Linked DNA regions of Homo sapiens: all the other regions are linked to region 2. A link is a contact called in ENCODE Hi-C or POLR2A ChIA-PET data. All regions are on one chromosome and are shown on one strand. Each heading gives the region's core, a stretch centred on a gene start or an enhancer-like site at or near the end of the contact. The rest is flanking DNA. Distances are from core to core; before and after follow the strand shown.

The links. A loop is a pair of places that touch in the nucleus more often than their neighbours do. ChIA-PET counts read pairs that join two places held with the same protein, here RNA polymerase II (POLR2A). Pooled maps may share reads with other maps.
Region 1: a loop to region 2 is called in a pooled map, with 2.1 times the contacts of the local background. The contact joins the enhancer-like site here to the promoter of FAM32A in region 2. A Hi-C loop is called at or near these places in 1 of 50 pooled maps. POLR2A ChIA-PET finds 5 or more read pairs at or near these places in 4 of 52 experiments (GM10248, GM12878, Panc1 and 1 more).
Region 3: a pooled map shows a loop between it and region 2 (2.5-fold over the local background). The contact joins the enhancer-like site here to the promoter of FAM32A in region 2. A Hi-C loop is called at or near these places in 2 of 50 pooled maps. POLR2A ChIA-PET finds 5 or more read pairs at or near these places in 4 of 52 experiments (GM12878, activated naive CD8-positive, alpha-beta T cell, naive thymus-derived CD4-positive, alpha-beta T cell and 1 more).

Annotation. Positions count from the first base shown.
Region 1 is chr19:16,299,452-16,304,127 of GRCh38, forward strand. The region is part of intron 1 of KLF2-DT (KLF2 divergent transcript); the gene reads right to left. Among named protein-coding and RNA genes, the nearest start is that of KLF2-DT, 23 kb to the right of the region's middle. RefSeq lists an enhancer at 2,725-2,784 and a silencer at 2,985-3,054. Within about 2 kb of position 2,945, at least 6 of the 41 ENCODE cell types and tissues checked have a DNase peak (open chromatin) inside an H3K27ac peak, as active enhancers do.
Region 2 is chr19:16,182,556-16,187,480 of GRCh38, forward strand. It overlaps FAM32A (family with sequence similarity 32 member A), which reads left to right and starts at 2,855. Exons shown (of 4, transcript NM_014077.4): 1 at 2,855-2,961; 2 at 3,069-3,210. The coding sequence starts at 2,888. RefSeq lists enhancers at 139-638, 1,862-2,497, 2,400-2,449.
Region 3 is chr19:16,281,720-16,286,454 of GRCh38, forward strand. KLF2-DT (KLF2 divergent transcript) reads right to left here. Exons shown (of 2, transcript NR_186323.1): 2 at 1,640-2,002. Among named protein-coding and RNA genes, the nearest start is that of KLF2-DT, 41 kb to the right of the region's middle. Within about 2 kb of position 2,237, at least 33 of the 41 ENCODE cell types and tissues checked have a DNase peak (open chromatin) inside an H3K27ac peak, as active enhancers do.

The DNA of each region.
Region 1 (4,676 bases), core at 1,695-4,194, 120 kb after region 2:
TGGTTAAGATGAATTTTAATAAATGTTATGTATGTTATTTTACCATTCAGGGGGTTGTCTTTGTTTTGTTTTAGAGACAGGGTCTCACTATGTTGCCTGGGCTGGAGCACAGTGGCACTGTACCGTACAGGACACCCTGTGATATGGTTCGTAGTCTCCAGGGGGGGAGAGAAGAATGACATTACTCCCAATATCGTGGGGAGTGTCCACCCCCCTGTGATATTGTTCATAATATCCAGTCCCCCCTCAATATTACACACGGTATCACGGGGAAGTGTACACACCCTACACACCCCCTGCGATATTGAGGGTACTATCATCTTGTCACTTCCTGGGCTCAGTGGCTCACACCTGTAATCCCAGTATTTTGAGAGGTGGAGGCAAGGGAATCACTTGAAGTCCAGGAGTTCAGGACCAACCAGGGCAACATGGAGTGCCCTCTGCCCTCCCCACCAAAAAATAAAAATAAATTAGCTAGGTGTGGTTGCTAATTATTAATATTATGTGTGATATCACAGGGGGGTGTACACACTCCCTGTAACATTGGGGGTACCATCATTCTGTCCCCCCTTTGATATGACGCACAATATCACTTGAGGGTGTACACACCCCCTACAATATTGGGAATACTATCATCCTGTCCTCCCCTGGATATTATGACCAGTATCACAGAGGGGTGTACATGCCCCCTGCGATATTGGGGGTACTATCATCCTGTCCCCCCCTGTATATTATGACTGGTATTATGGGGGGTGTACACGCCCCCTGCGATATTGGGGGTACTATCATCCTGTCCCCCCCGTATGACTGGTATTACAGGGGGGTGTACACGCCCCCTGCGATATTGGAAGTACTATCATCCTGTCCCCCCATCTATATTATGACTGGTATTACAGGGGGGTGTACACGCCCCCCGCGATATTGGGGATACTATCATCCTGTCCCCCCTGTATATTATGACTGGTATTACAGGGGGGTGTACACGCCCTCTGCGATATTGGGGGTACCATCATCCTGTCACGCCCTGTATATTATGACTGCTATTACAGGGGGTGTACACGCCCCCTGCGATATTGGGGGTACTATCATCCTGTCATGCCCTGTATATTATGACTGGTATTACAGGGGGTGTACACGCCCCCTGCGATATTGGGGATACTATCATCCTGTCCCACCCTGTATATTATTACAGGGGCGTGTACACACCCCAGTGACATTGGAGGTGTGATCATCCTGTCCCCCTTTGTATATTACACGTGCCATCACAGGGGGTGTACACAGTGGCATCACAGCTCACTGCAGCCTGGATCTCCCGCCTCAGCCCCCCAAGTAGCTGGGACTACAGGCGTGAGCAACCACACCTAGCTAATTTATTTTTATTTTTTGGTGGGGTGGGCAGAGGGCACTCTATGTTGCCCAGGCTGGTCCCAAACTCCTGGTCTTCAAGTGATTCCCCTGCCTCCCTCTCCCAAAATACTGGGATAACAGGCGCGAGCCACTGAGCCCAGCTCACCTTAATTTTTTTGTTGTTGTTTAAAACAAAAATCAATGCATACAGGCTGGGTACTAGTTATTTGGACAACTAGTCTCAAACTCCTGGGCTTTAGCCTGTAATCCCAAAACCCCATCTCTACAAAAAATACCAATAAAATTGGCCAGGTGTGGTGGTGCACAAATGTATTCCCAACTACTCGGGAGGCTGAGGTGGGAGGATCGCTTGAGCCTAGGAGGCCGACGTTGCATTGAACCAGATCACGCCATTGCCCTTCAGCCTGGGCAACAGAGAGAGAGGAGACTCCGTCTTAAAAAAAAAAAACAACAACAACAACAAAAAAAACGGCTGAGCACGGCCGCTCACGCCTGTAATCCCAGCACTTTGCGAGGCTGAGGCGAGCGGATCGCCTGAGGTCAGGAGTTAGAAATCAGCCTGGCCAACATAGTGAAACCCTGTCTCCACTAAAAATACAAAAAAATTAGCTGGATGTGGTGGCAGGCACTCCCAGCTACTCGGGAGGCTGAGGCAGGAGAATCGCTTGAACCCAGGAGGCGGAGGTTGCAGTGAGCCGAGATCGCACCACTGCACTCCAGCCTGGGCAACAAGAATGAAACTCCATCTCAAAAAATAAAAAAATAAAGCCAGGCTCAGTGGCTCACAACACCTCTAAGCCCAGCACTTTGGGAGGCCGAGGCGGGTGGATCACCTGAAGTCAGGAGTTCGAGACCAACCTGGCCAACATGGTGAAACTCCATCTCTACTAAAAATATAAAAATTAGCCAGGCATGGTGGCCTATGCTGTAATCCCAGCTACTCAGGAGGCTGAGACAAGAGAATCCCTTGAACCCGGGAGGCAGAGGTTGCAGTAAGCCGAGATGGTGCCACTATACTCCAGCCTGGGCGACAGACCAAGAAGACTCTGCCTCAAAAAAAAAAAAAAAAAAAAAAACAACAACAATGGGAAGCCTCTGAAACTCCCCTTCCCCAGGGGTCTCCGGGGGTCTCCACACTCCTCGGCTGAGTCAGCCTTCCTCCTGCAAACAGCCCAGGGTTCACCAAGTGTACAAGGCTGTCGTGGGCCCCATGCCCCTTCTCGCCACAGGCTTGTGCAGGCACGGGGCCGTCCCCGCTTGATTGCTAGGGGTTTAGCCAATATTTTCTTACGGGGCGCCCTTGCTGGGACACAGGTGCAAGTGTGACATCGTGGGCTGTGAGTCAGGCCTTGGCACTCCTTGCACGGCCGGCCGGCATGAGTCAGGCTGCATTTGCCCACTGTTCCTGTCTTTTCTCTTGTTCTGAACACCGCATGTGCCAGGCCTTCTGTGGGTCATCAGTCATTATTTTGGGTATGCAGCGCAGATCACTCAGGGACAGACTTCTCTGGGTCAGGGGAGCTGGGACTTTACTTATCAAATTGCAAATGTCCAACATACCCCATGCAGAACCAGTGACACGGAGAGAGGTTTCCATCCCAGGGCTGGGGTCGGGGAGGGTGTCGAACACCCAGTACAGCCCCCAGGGTTTCCTAGAAATGCAAATCACAGCTCTGAAGTGCAGCCTGGCCTCTTATGGTTAGACACAGGTTCACACCTGAGAAAGCTTGGCAACGTCTAGAGACATTTTTGGTCCTCACGACTCGGGGAGGCGCGTCGGGGGAATGCTATTAATTGTGGGTTTTGCCATTAAAAAAAAAGTAATGGCAAGGGCCAGGCGCGGTAGCTCACGCCTGTAACCCAGCACTTTGGGAGGCCGAGGCGGGTGGATCACCTGAGGTCAGGAGTTCTAGACCAGCCTGGCCAGTATGGTGAAACCCTGTCCCTACTAAAAATACAAAAATCATGGCCGGGCGCGGTGGCTCACGCCTGTAATCCCAGCACTTTGGGAAGCTGAGGCAGGTCGATCACGAGGTCAGGAGATCGAGACCATCCTGGCGAACACTGTGAAACCCCGTCTCTACTAAAAATACAAAAAAAATTAGCCAGGTGTGGTGGCGGGCGCCTATAGTCCCAGCTACTCCGGAGGCTGAGGCAGGAGAATGGCATGAACCCAGGGGGCGGAGCTTGCAGTGAGCGGAGATCACGCCACTGCACTCCAGCCTGGGCAACAGAGCGAGACACCATCTCAAAAAAAAAAAAAAAAAGTACGAAAATCAGCCAAGCATGATGCCGCGCACCTGTCATCCCAGCCACTGGGGAGGCTGAGGCAGGAGAATCGCTTGAACCCAGGAGGCGGAGGTTGCAGTGAGCCGAGACTGCAGCACTGCACTCCAGCCTGGGCGACGGCATAAGATTCCATCTCAAAAAATAATAATAATAATAATGGCAAGAACGGCAATGACTTTTGCACCAACCTAATAGTATCTGGTGGGTGCAGGCCAGGGATGCTACAATGCACGGGATGGCCTCTGCCACACAGATAATCCGGCCTCAAGTGCTGAAGTTGGGAAATCCTGCTTACCAGCCCCTGAAGAGTCCATTTCTCATCTCATGCCGGCTTACCCCCTACCACCTTTTTTTTTTTTTTTTTTGAGACAGTCTGGCTCTGTCCCCCAGGCTGGAGTGCAGTGGCACAGTCTTGGCTCACTGCAACCTCCGCCTCCCTGGTTCAAGTGATTCTCCTGCCTCAGCCTCCTGAGTAGCTGGGATTACAGGCGCGCACCACCACGCCCAGCTAATTTTTGTATTTTTAGTAGAGACGGGGTTTCGCCATGTTGGCCAGGCTGGTCTCGAACTCCTGACCTCAGGTGATCTGCCTGCCTAGAGCTCCCAAAGTGCTGGTATTACAGGTGTGAGCCACCGCGCCTGGCCTAAATAATTTTAAAATAGGTCAGTTGACAGTCTTCAGGCGGCAAGTTAGAGAAACACATGCAGGCAGATGCATGCTTGTTTGAGGCTGTAAAGTGTCCACATTGGGAAACTGGGGAGAAGATAGGAGAACTATGTAGGGGCTCTAGGTTCTGCAGCTGGCAATATTCTTCTATGTCCACTTCCTCCCATTAAAATTCGGCCTCCAGCCAAGTGGCCAGTGTCTGGGATATGTTATTGTGTCTGGCTCTGAGGAACTGGAACTCCTTCCAGTTCTTGAAGATACTTGGGGAGGGAAGATGCTTGGGGAGCATTTGTTTGGCTCCCCAGCCATAATGCACAGTATTGGCATGACTGGGGGTATGGATGGGGACACT
Region 2 (4,925 bases), core at 1,605-4,104:
CGCTCACTGCAACCTCCGCCTCCCGGGTTCAAGTGATTCTCCGCCTCAAGCCTCCTGAGCAGCTGGGATTACAGGCTCGCGCCACCACGCCCGGCTAATTTTTTTTATTTTTAGTAGAGACGGGGTTTCACCATGTTGGCCAAGATGGTCTCCATCTCCTGACCTCGTGAGCCGCCCGCCTCGGCCTCCCAAAGTGCTGGGATTACAGGTGTGAGCCACCGCGCCCGGCAAAAAGATCGCCTTGCTTTTGACACAAAAGTGCTGGCAGCCCCCATCCCCTGGTACCAGAAGCCCCTCTGCACAGTCTTTTCCAGGTGTGGACGGATAATTAGGCAGTGACTTGCTGCCCCCTGCAGGTAAGACTGAGAAAGGCAGCCCCTGTGCCCTCCTTTTTCTTGTGTCCGGTAGATTTGGGGACGTTTGCTTCTCTCTTCTCCACCTCCTTTGCCTTCTCCCCACTACCCCACCCCCCGCCAGCAATTAAAAAAAAAAAGCCACCCTGGCACAATTTGGACAAAATCTATGAGAAATAAAACGTGCAAACGTGCATAACCTTGGACCTAGTAATTCCATTGGTTGCAAAAGTCAGCCAAGATTTGTGGGCACGGATTGTGTTCATTCATTTATCTAGGGCAGTATTAGGGCTGTTTCTAATTTGTTGGCTATTACAAATAAATCTGCAGTGAACATTCATTTACACAATTTTATATGGGTCTATACTTTCATTTCACTTGGGTTAAAACGTAGGAATCTAATTCTTTTGTCATAGTATAAGTGAATGCTTAATCTTTTAAAGAACTGTCAGACTGATTTCTAAACTGTTTATGCCATTTTACATTCACAACAGCAGCACGTTTGAGTTCCAGTTTCAACACATCTTCACAGATACTTGGTAGGCACAGCCTTTTTAAATTTTTCCCATAATAGTTTTTTTTTTTACTAGGTTTTTGATACAGAGGGAAATAGAGAAGAAACCAAAAATTCCGATAGTCCTCTGCTGACATTAAAAAGATATATTCAAGGGCCGGGCACGGTGGCTCACGCCTGTAATCCCAGCACTTTGGGAGGCTGAGGCAGGCGGATCACCTGAGTTCAGGAGTTCGAAACCAGCCTGGACAACATGGCAAAACCCTATCTCTACTAAAAATACAAAAATTAGCGGGGCATGGTGGTGGGCGCCTGTAATCCCAGCTACTCAGGAGGCTGAAGCAGGAGAATCTCTTGAACCTGGGAGGTGGAAGTTGCAGTGAGCCAAAATCGTGCCACTGCATTCCAGCCTGGGCAACAGAGCGAGACTCTGTCTCAAAAAAAAAAAAAAAGATATATGCATGTACACATCGTATGTAAGAAAACCGCACAGTACTGAAAGGATGAAAAGAAAGAAAGAAAGGGCCAGGGGTGGTGGCTCACGCCTGTAATTCTAATGCTTCAGGAGGACTGCTTGAGGACAGGAGTTTGAGACCAACCTGGACAACACAGCAATACCCTATCTCTATTGATTTTTTTTTTTTTTTTTTTTTTTTGAGACGGAGTCTTTGTCTGTTGACCAGGCTGGAGTGCAGTGGTGCGATTTTGGCTCACTGCAACCTCCGACTCCCGGGTTCAAGCGCTTCTCCTGCCTCAGCCTACCAAGTAGCTGAGACTACAAGCGCAGGCTACTATGCCCAGCTAATTTTTGCTTTTTGTGTTTTGTTTTGTTTTGTTTTAGTAGATACAGGGTTTCGCCATGTTGGCCACGCTGGTTTCCAACACCTGACCTCACGTGAACCGCCTACCTTGGTCTCCCAAAGTGCTGATTTAAATATATATGTACTTTTTTTTTGAGATGGAGTCTCTCTCTGTCGCCCAGGCTGGAGTGCAGTGGTGTGATTTCAGCTCACTGCAACCTCCGCCTCCCGGGTTCAAGCGATTCTCCTGCCTCAGCCTCCCGAGTAGCTGAGACTACAGGCGCCCGCCACCACGCCCAGGTAATTTTTTGTATTTTTAGTAGAGACGGGGTTTCACCGTGTTAGCCAGAATGGTCTCCATCTCCTGACCTCGTGATCCGCCCACCTCGTTTTCCCAAAGTGCTGGGATTACAGGCGTGAGCCACCGCGCCCGGCATAAAATAGATTTTTAATTGTTTTAACATACCACCAACCTTGTCACATGATATTGTCATTTACCTAAAGCTGAAAAATTAATGAATACTGATTAGGTTTACAAAATTAGGTTCAGCTATCCAGTGAACGCTCAAAATATGGCAATAAAAGAGAACGGGGGTGGTGGGGCGTGGCTCAGGCCTGTGATCCCTGCGCTTTGGAAGGCCGAAGCAGGAGGATCACTTGAACCCACGAGTTCGAGACCAGCCTGGACAACACAGCGAGACCCCATCTCGACAAAAAAATTTAAATGAAAATATTAGCCGCGCTCAGTGGCGCCCGTCTGCAGTCTGCTACTGGGGAGGCTGAGGCGGGAGGATCTCTTGAGCCCAAGGGTTCAAGGCTGCAGTGAGCCACGATCGCGCCACTCCACTCCAGCCTAGGTGACAGACCAAGATCGTGTCTCTAAAAAAGAAAAAAAAATCAAGGAGAGAGAACAGGTCACCCAAAAGTGCGCAAAACGCTCAAAAAGGGGTTGGGTTTCCAGCACCCTGTGTGAAGAATGGGAGACCGGAAGTGGGCGCCAAATTCGGAAGTGTGGCAGCAGATAGGAATCGAAGGGCACTCATTCGCTTGGCTCTCTGTCCCGCCCACTACCCGGAAGTGTGGCCCGGGTCCAGAACCAAGAGCGCATGCTCACCTTGTAGCTCAGCCAATCAAAGAGAAGCGAGGCGGCCATTCGGGCGGAAATAGTGTTTGCAAACAGGAAGTGTGGCACTCCAGCTACCGAAGCACTGGAGAGTGTCATGGAGGCCTACGAGCAGGTCCAAAAGGGACCCCTGAAGCTGAAAGGCGTCGCAGAGCTGGGAGTGACCAAGCGGTGAGGCCCGAGGGCCCGCGGGATTCCGTCTTCATCCCCCTTAGACCTTTTCTCGGGACCCCTGGCCCTGATCCTCCGACCCGCCGCCTCCTCATGTCTTTTTCCAGGAAGAAGAAAAAGAAGGACAAAGACAAAGCGAAACTCCTGGAAGCAATGGGAACGAGCAAAAAGAACGAGGAGGAGAAGCGGCGCGGCCTGGACAAGCGGACCCCGGCCCAGGCGGCCTTCGAGAAAATGCAGGAGAAGCGGGTGAGCAGAAGCAGAAGGCGGCGGGGAGGCGGGAACACCCGGCGCCGGGAGACTGGAAATTGGGGTCAGGGCTGGGACGCTCCGAGGGCAGGGGAGCGGTCAGAGGAGACCTTAATTACGGGGAGAGGATGCTGTACGTGAGTGAGAGAAGAGTCGCCCTCTGCCGGGGGAGCTCCAAGGATGAGAAGACCCCGCTGGCCCGAGTGGGCAGCAGAGGGGAGAGCTAGAACTGGCGTTGAAAGGAGGCCAGAGCTGGAGACCCGGGTTTGGATTCCAGTGCTGTGGCTTATTTGCCCTGCGACACTAGGCCAGTGACTTTCTTATTTCCGTGCCTCAAGTTTCCTCTTCTGTACGAGTCAGGGTAGTAACTTATTCTAAGAGGGTTGGGAACTTGAGAGGAAGTCATGAAAGTAAAAAGCAGTGCATACATGTTCAGTGGATGCCAGCTCTTGATATTAAATGGCCATGCTCGCCGCTCGAAGTCACCACAAAGTTTGTTTCCAAGACAACTTTGTTTGGCAGATTCAAACATGCTGTATTTTTTAAAAAATTAGTTATTTTTGGCGGGGTCAGAGCACTGCAGCCTCTGCCTCCGGGGTTCAAGCAATTCTCCTGCCTCAGCCTCCCGAGTAGCTGGGATTGCAGGCGCCCGCCACCACACCTGGCTAATTTTGGTATTTTTCGTAGAGATGCGGTTTCACCATGTTGGCCAGGCTGATCTCGAACTTCTGATCTCAAGTGATCCGCCCGCCTCAGCTTCCCAAAGTGCTGGGATTACAGGCGTGAGCCACCGCACCCAGTCTCAGCTGTTGATATTGAATGGCCATGCCCATGACGACTTTGTTTGTATTGTATTATAAGGCTCCGATAAATTATTTTTTCTTAACACCATAAATGTGTGCAGTGGAGAACAGAAGAGTTCACAGTAAGACAGAAACTGGGTCCATTATGCTGGGGAGAGGGAATAATCAGTGTAGGTCAGTGATTCTCACCTGGGGGTAGTCTCCACCCCCCTAAACTCCCACCCCGAAGCACATGTGGCAATGTCTGGAAACATTTTTGGTTCTCAACTGGGTTGGGGTGGGGACTACTGGCAACTAGTGGCTAGAGGCCAGGGATGACACCACACACCCTGCGATACACAGGACAGCCTGCCGCAGCAAAGAGTGATCCGGCTCCAAATGTCAGTAGCACTGAGGCTGAGAAACCCTAACCCTGGTCTAGGTGATTCTGTACGGTGACACTGGGGAAAATGGACCTTGGGGACAATTAACTCCTTACTCCCAGATCTAATTCAGGCATACAGAAAACACATGGATGCACTACCTCTGGCATGACAGACCTGAGTTTGACTCTGCCTCTACCACAAATTAGTGGTGTGACCCTGGGCAAGCCGGCTACCTATTACTTAAAGTAGCACTAAAGTCTGCCTCACAGGGTTGTGGTAAGGATTTAACAAGTCAGGCGGGCGGATCACGAAGTCAGGAGTTCAAGACCAGCCTGGCCAACATGGTGAAACCCTGTCTCTACTAAAAATACAAAAATTAGCCGGGCATGGTGGCACACACCTGTAATCCCAGCTACTTGGGAGGCTGAGGCAGGAGGATTGCTTGAACCAGTACCCGGGAGGCAGAGGTTGCAGCGAGCCGAGATCACGTCACTGCACTCCAGGCTGGCAACAGAGTGAGACTCCGTCTCAGTGAGACTCAGTCTGG
Region 3 (4,735 bases), core at 987-3,486, 99 kb after region 2:
CATGGTGGTGCACACCTGTGGTCCCAGCTACTCGGGAGGCTGAGGCAGGAGGGTGGCTTGGGCCCAGGAGGTTGAGGCTGTAGTGAACTATGATTGTGCCACTGCACTCCAGCCTAGATGACAAAGAGAGACGCCATCTATTTTTTTAAATGGTTAAAATGGTCAATTTTCTGTTATGTGTATACATATATATATGTGTGTGTGTGTTTGTGTGTGTATCTGTGTATATATGTGTGTGTGTATGTGTGTGTGTATGTGTGTGTGTGTGTGTGTATGTGTGTGTGTGTATATATATACTTTTTTTTTTGAGTCTGAGTCTTTGTCACCCAGGCTGGAGTGCAGTGGCGCAATCTCAGCTCACTGCAACTCTGCCTCCCGGCTTCAAGTGATACTACTGCCTCAACCTCCCGAGTAGCTGGGATTACAGACACCTGCCACCACACCCAGCTAATTTTTGTATTTTTAGTAGAAACAGAGTTTCATCGTGTTGTCCAGGCTGGTCTTGAACTCCTGGCCTCAAATGATCCGCTCGTCTCAGCCTCCCAAAGTGCTGGAATTGCAGGTGTGAGCCACTGTGCCCTGTCTGTTATGTATATTTTATCACAGTTTTAAAAGATAAATAAAACATTCCGAGCTTGAAAGCCGAAACACAGGTGGTGGGCTAGATGGGACCTTGGGGTCATCATCTGCTAATCACAGAGCAACCCAAACAGGTTGGCACTTGGACCAAAAGTGTGTGAGACCCAGACCGAGGGCCGGGTGGAACCCAGAATCACAGGGGATTTGCTAATAAGGCAAATCTGGGTGAGGACGCACCTGCTCCAGGAAGGGAGGTGGGGTTGCTCTAGCGACGATGAGCCTGGGGTCTAGGTGGCAGCAGCAGGCCAAGTGCCAGGCGCCCCAGGGATGGGGAAGGATTGATTGAATAAATGTTTAAAGGAACGAATGAGTGGATGCACAGGTGGATGGGGAGGGGTTGTGCTGTAACCACCATGAAACAAACTCCACACTTTGATGAGCCACGTGGAGAGGGAGTGGGCAGAAAGAAGAAACTGGAAGTTGGGCCGGGTGCGGTGGCTTATGCCTGTAATCCCAGCACTTTGGGAGGCCGAGGCAGGTGGATCACCTGAGGTCAGGAGTTCCAGATCAGCCTGGCCAACATGGTGAAACCCTGTCTGTACTAAAAATAGGAAAATTAGTTGGGCATGGTGGCACATGGTGCAGGGCTGAGGCAGGAGGATCGCTTGAACCCCAGAGGTCAAGGCTGCAGTGAGCCGAGATCGTGCCATTGCACTGCAGCCTAGGCAAGAAGAGTGAAACTCTGTCTCAAAAAAAAAAAAAAAGAAAGAAAAGAAAAAAGAAATTAAAAAAAAAAAGAAAATATTACCTAGAGTAAAAGAAACCAGACATAAAAGGCCACATATTGTACAATCCTATCTATGTGAGATGCCCACAGAGGCAAATCCATAGGGCCAGAAAACAGATTGGTGTTTGCCAGGGACTGGGGGTGGAGAAATGGGAAGTGACTGGTAATGGGGACAGGGTATCCCTTTAAGGTGATGAAAATATTCTGGAACTAAGTAGAGGTGGCGGTTGCACAACACTGCATGTATAAAATGCCACTACTTTAAAAATGGTTAATTTCATGTGAATTGCACTTTAATAAAAATAAACAAGTATTTAAAAATCCACCAATGCAAACACTTCTCTGTTCCTCTGTGGTGGAGGAAGGGACACGCGCTTTTTTTTCCGACCTTAGGAAGGAACAAGGGAGCCGGGGTCCCCTCCCAGCCTGGGAGCCCTGGGCACAGTCCCGGCTCATTTGTCAGAGCTATCGGAGCCGTCCTCGGGCTGGTGGGAGTTCAGGGCTCTGAAAGGTTTTCTGTCAAGGCTTGAAAGGGGGCCAGGTTTTTTTCCCCCCGGAGCCGCGCAGTCTCGGGGCTGTTGTTCTCAGCAATCGCAGGGCCTCGTGTTAGCAGGAAGCACAGCCAAGTAGGGTTTCCTGCGTGTTGGAGAGAGGAAGCTCCGTAATGTTCTGGGAGGCGATGGTTAAAAATAACTCCGGTATATAAAGACAGCGGAGGGTCCCCTTGTTCGCTCACTCGGGCGCCGGCCGGCTGGACGCAGGGCCGAGCAGGTGGTTTGGGGCCTCGGGAAGGCCAAACCCCCGCCTCTGGGCCCCTGGCTGGGGAAGACACCAGCCAAGTTCAGAGCCCCAAGTCGGCCTCACTTCCACAACTCAGCGTCAGGGACACCGTGGGCGTTTCTGTTTCAAAACGCTTTTCTCCAGCAAAGAACGTAACCTCAAGCTGCTGTCAGGGTAGAGGAATCCCTGCCCCCCGCCGCCACCCAGATAGGTTGGGCCGTGATTTTGGCTGTGCCTGGCAGTGACGATGTAGCGCACCCAGGCTGGGGGGCGCTGGCAGCCAGGGTTCAAATCCCGGCTCTGCCACCTAACGCTGGGACTCAGTTTCTCCATCTGTAGAATGGAACTAACAATAGCTCCTATGCTGTTGTAAGCACTAAACACAGAAGTTAAGCTTTGGGAGTTAGGAGGGTGTGACCTGGGAAATGGATGTCTGCCCTTTCATAAGCAGATTTTGTTTTGTTTTGTTTTGTTTTGTTTTGAGACAGGGTCTCACTCTGTCACCCAGGCTGGAGTGCAGTGGCAAGATCACGGCTCTCTGCAGCCTCAACCTCCCAGGCTCAAGTGATCCTCCCTCCTCAGCCTCCCAAGTATCTGGGACCACAGATGCACGCCACCACGCCTGGCTAGTTTTCTTTTGAATTTCAGTTAAGACAAGGTATCACTATATTGCCCTGGCTGGTCTCGAACTCCTGGGCTCAAGAGATCCCCCCATCTCGGCCTCCCAAAGTCCTGGGATTACAGACATGAGCCACTGCGCCTGGCCACAAGCAGATTTTTAGAGTTGTCATTGCCATCGGAACAGCTGCCCAGACAGCAAGAAGAGCAAAAGCCTGTGTCTGGGGTCAATGCCAGGGTTTGAGGCTTCCAAGCCTAGGTGACCCCACAACAGATTCAACACATACAAAAAGGATCACAAGGACATGTTATAAACATCTCGATGCCAAAATATTCAGTGACAGGGATGAAATGGACACATTCCTTGAAAGACACAAATTACCAAAGCTTACTTAAGAACAAATAGATCGGCCGGGCGCGATGGCTCGTGCTGTAATCCCAGCACTTTGGGAGGCCGAGGCAGGCGGATCACCTGAGGTCAGGAGTTTGAGACCAGGCTGGCCAACATGGTGAAACCCCGTCTTTACTAAACAACAAAAATTAGCTGGCCATGGTGGCGGCCACTGTAATCCCAGCTACTCAGGAGGCTGCGGCAGGAGAATTGCTTGAACCCCGGAGGTGGAGGTTGCAGTGAGCTGAGATCGTGCCATTGTACTCCAGCCTGGACAACAGAGTGAGACTCTGTCTCAAAAAAACAGAAAAGAAAGAAGAAGAAAGAGAAGGGGAAGGGGAAGAAGAGGAGGAATAAGAGGAAGAAGAAAGAGAAGGGGAAGGGGAGGAAGAGGAGGAATAAGAGGAAGAAGAAAGTAGAAAGAAGAAGAGGAGGAGGAAGAAGGAGGAGGAGGAGGAGGAAGAAGGAGGAGAAGGAGGAGGAGGAGAAATAGATCACCCGAATATCCCTGTGTCTATGGGATAAATCAACATTGTTGTAAAAAGAACTTCCTACAGGCCAGGCATTGTGGTGGGTGCCTGTAATCCCAGCACTTTGAGAGCCCAAGGCAGGAGGATCACATGAGGCCAGGAGTTCAAGACTAGCCTAGGCAACATAGCAAGATCCCATCTCTACAAAAAATATAAAAATTAGCTGGGCTTGGTGGCTTGTGCCTATAATCTCAGCACTTTGGGAGACTGAGGTAGGAGACTCACTTAACCTCGGGAGTTTGAGACCAGCCTGGGCAACACAGTGAGACCCCATCTCTACAAAAACATTTTAAAATTAGCCAGACATGGTGGGTTTCAATGGTGGCTTTCACTTCATAGGGGGCTTTTGTTCCAAAGTCGCAGGAGGTGGAATTCCATCAACCAGTCCCAGCTACTTGGGAGGCTGAGGTGGGAGGATTACTTGAGCCTAGGAGGTCAAGGCTGCAGTGAGCTATGATTGTGCCACTGCACTCCAGCCTGGGCGACAGAGTGAAACCCTGTCTCTAAACAAACAAAAGCCTTTCTACAAAGAAAACTCCAGGTCTGGATGGCGTCCCTGGTAAATTTCCCCTAAACATCTAAGGAAGAGAGAGCATCACTTTGATAGGTTGGTGCAAACGTAATTGCGGTTTTTGCCATGACTTTTAAGCAATTACGTTTGCACCAACCTTACACAAGGGCTTTCACCAAACTGAACAGGAAAGAAAGCTTCCCGACTGGCTTTATACCAGGGGCTGCTCCAGGCATGCTGGGGACTGTCCTAGGTGCCGATGGCTGGCTTCCTGCTGTTCACAGGGGCGCTGGGGCTCCCTGCCCCCCAAAACAAGATCCTGTTCCCTTCCAGGGAGGCGTGTTCTTCTGCCGTTAGGGCAGAGCCCCGGTGGGGCTCAGGGAAATGAAAGACATATTTGCTCTCCAGAAATCTGAGCCCGCAGTGCCAGCTCCCCTGAAGGGCGCCTTTGTACGCTGCTTGTTGCCACAATTAGCGCCGTCCCAGACTGCGGCCTGCAGATCGAGGCCGCCTTGGCTCCGAAGCCCCTTTCAGGAGTC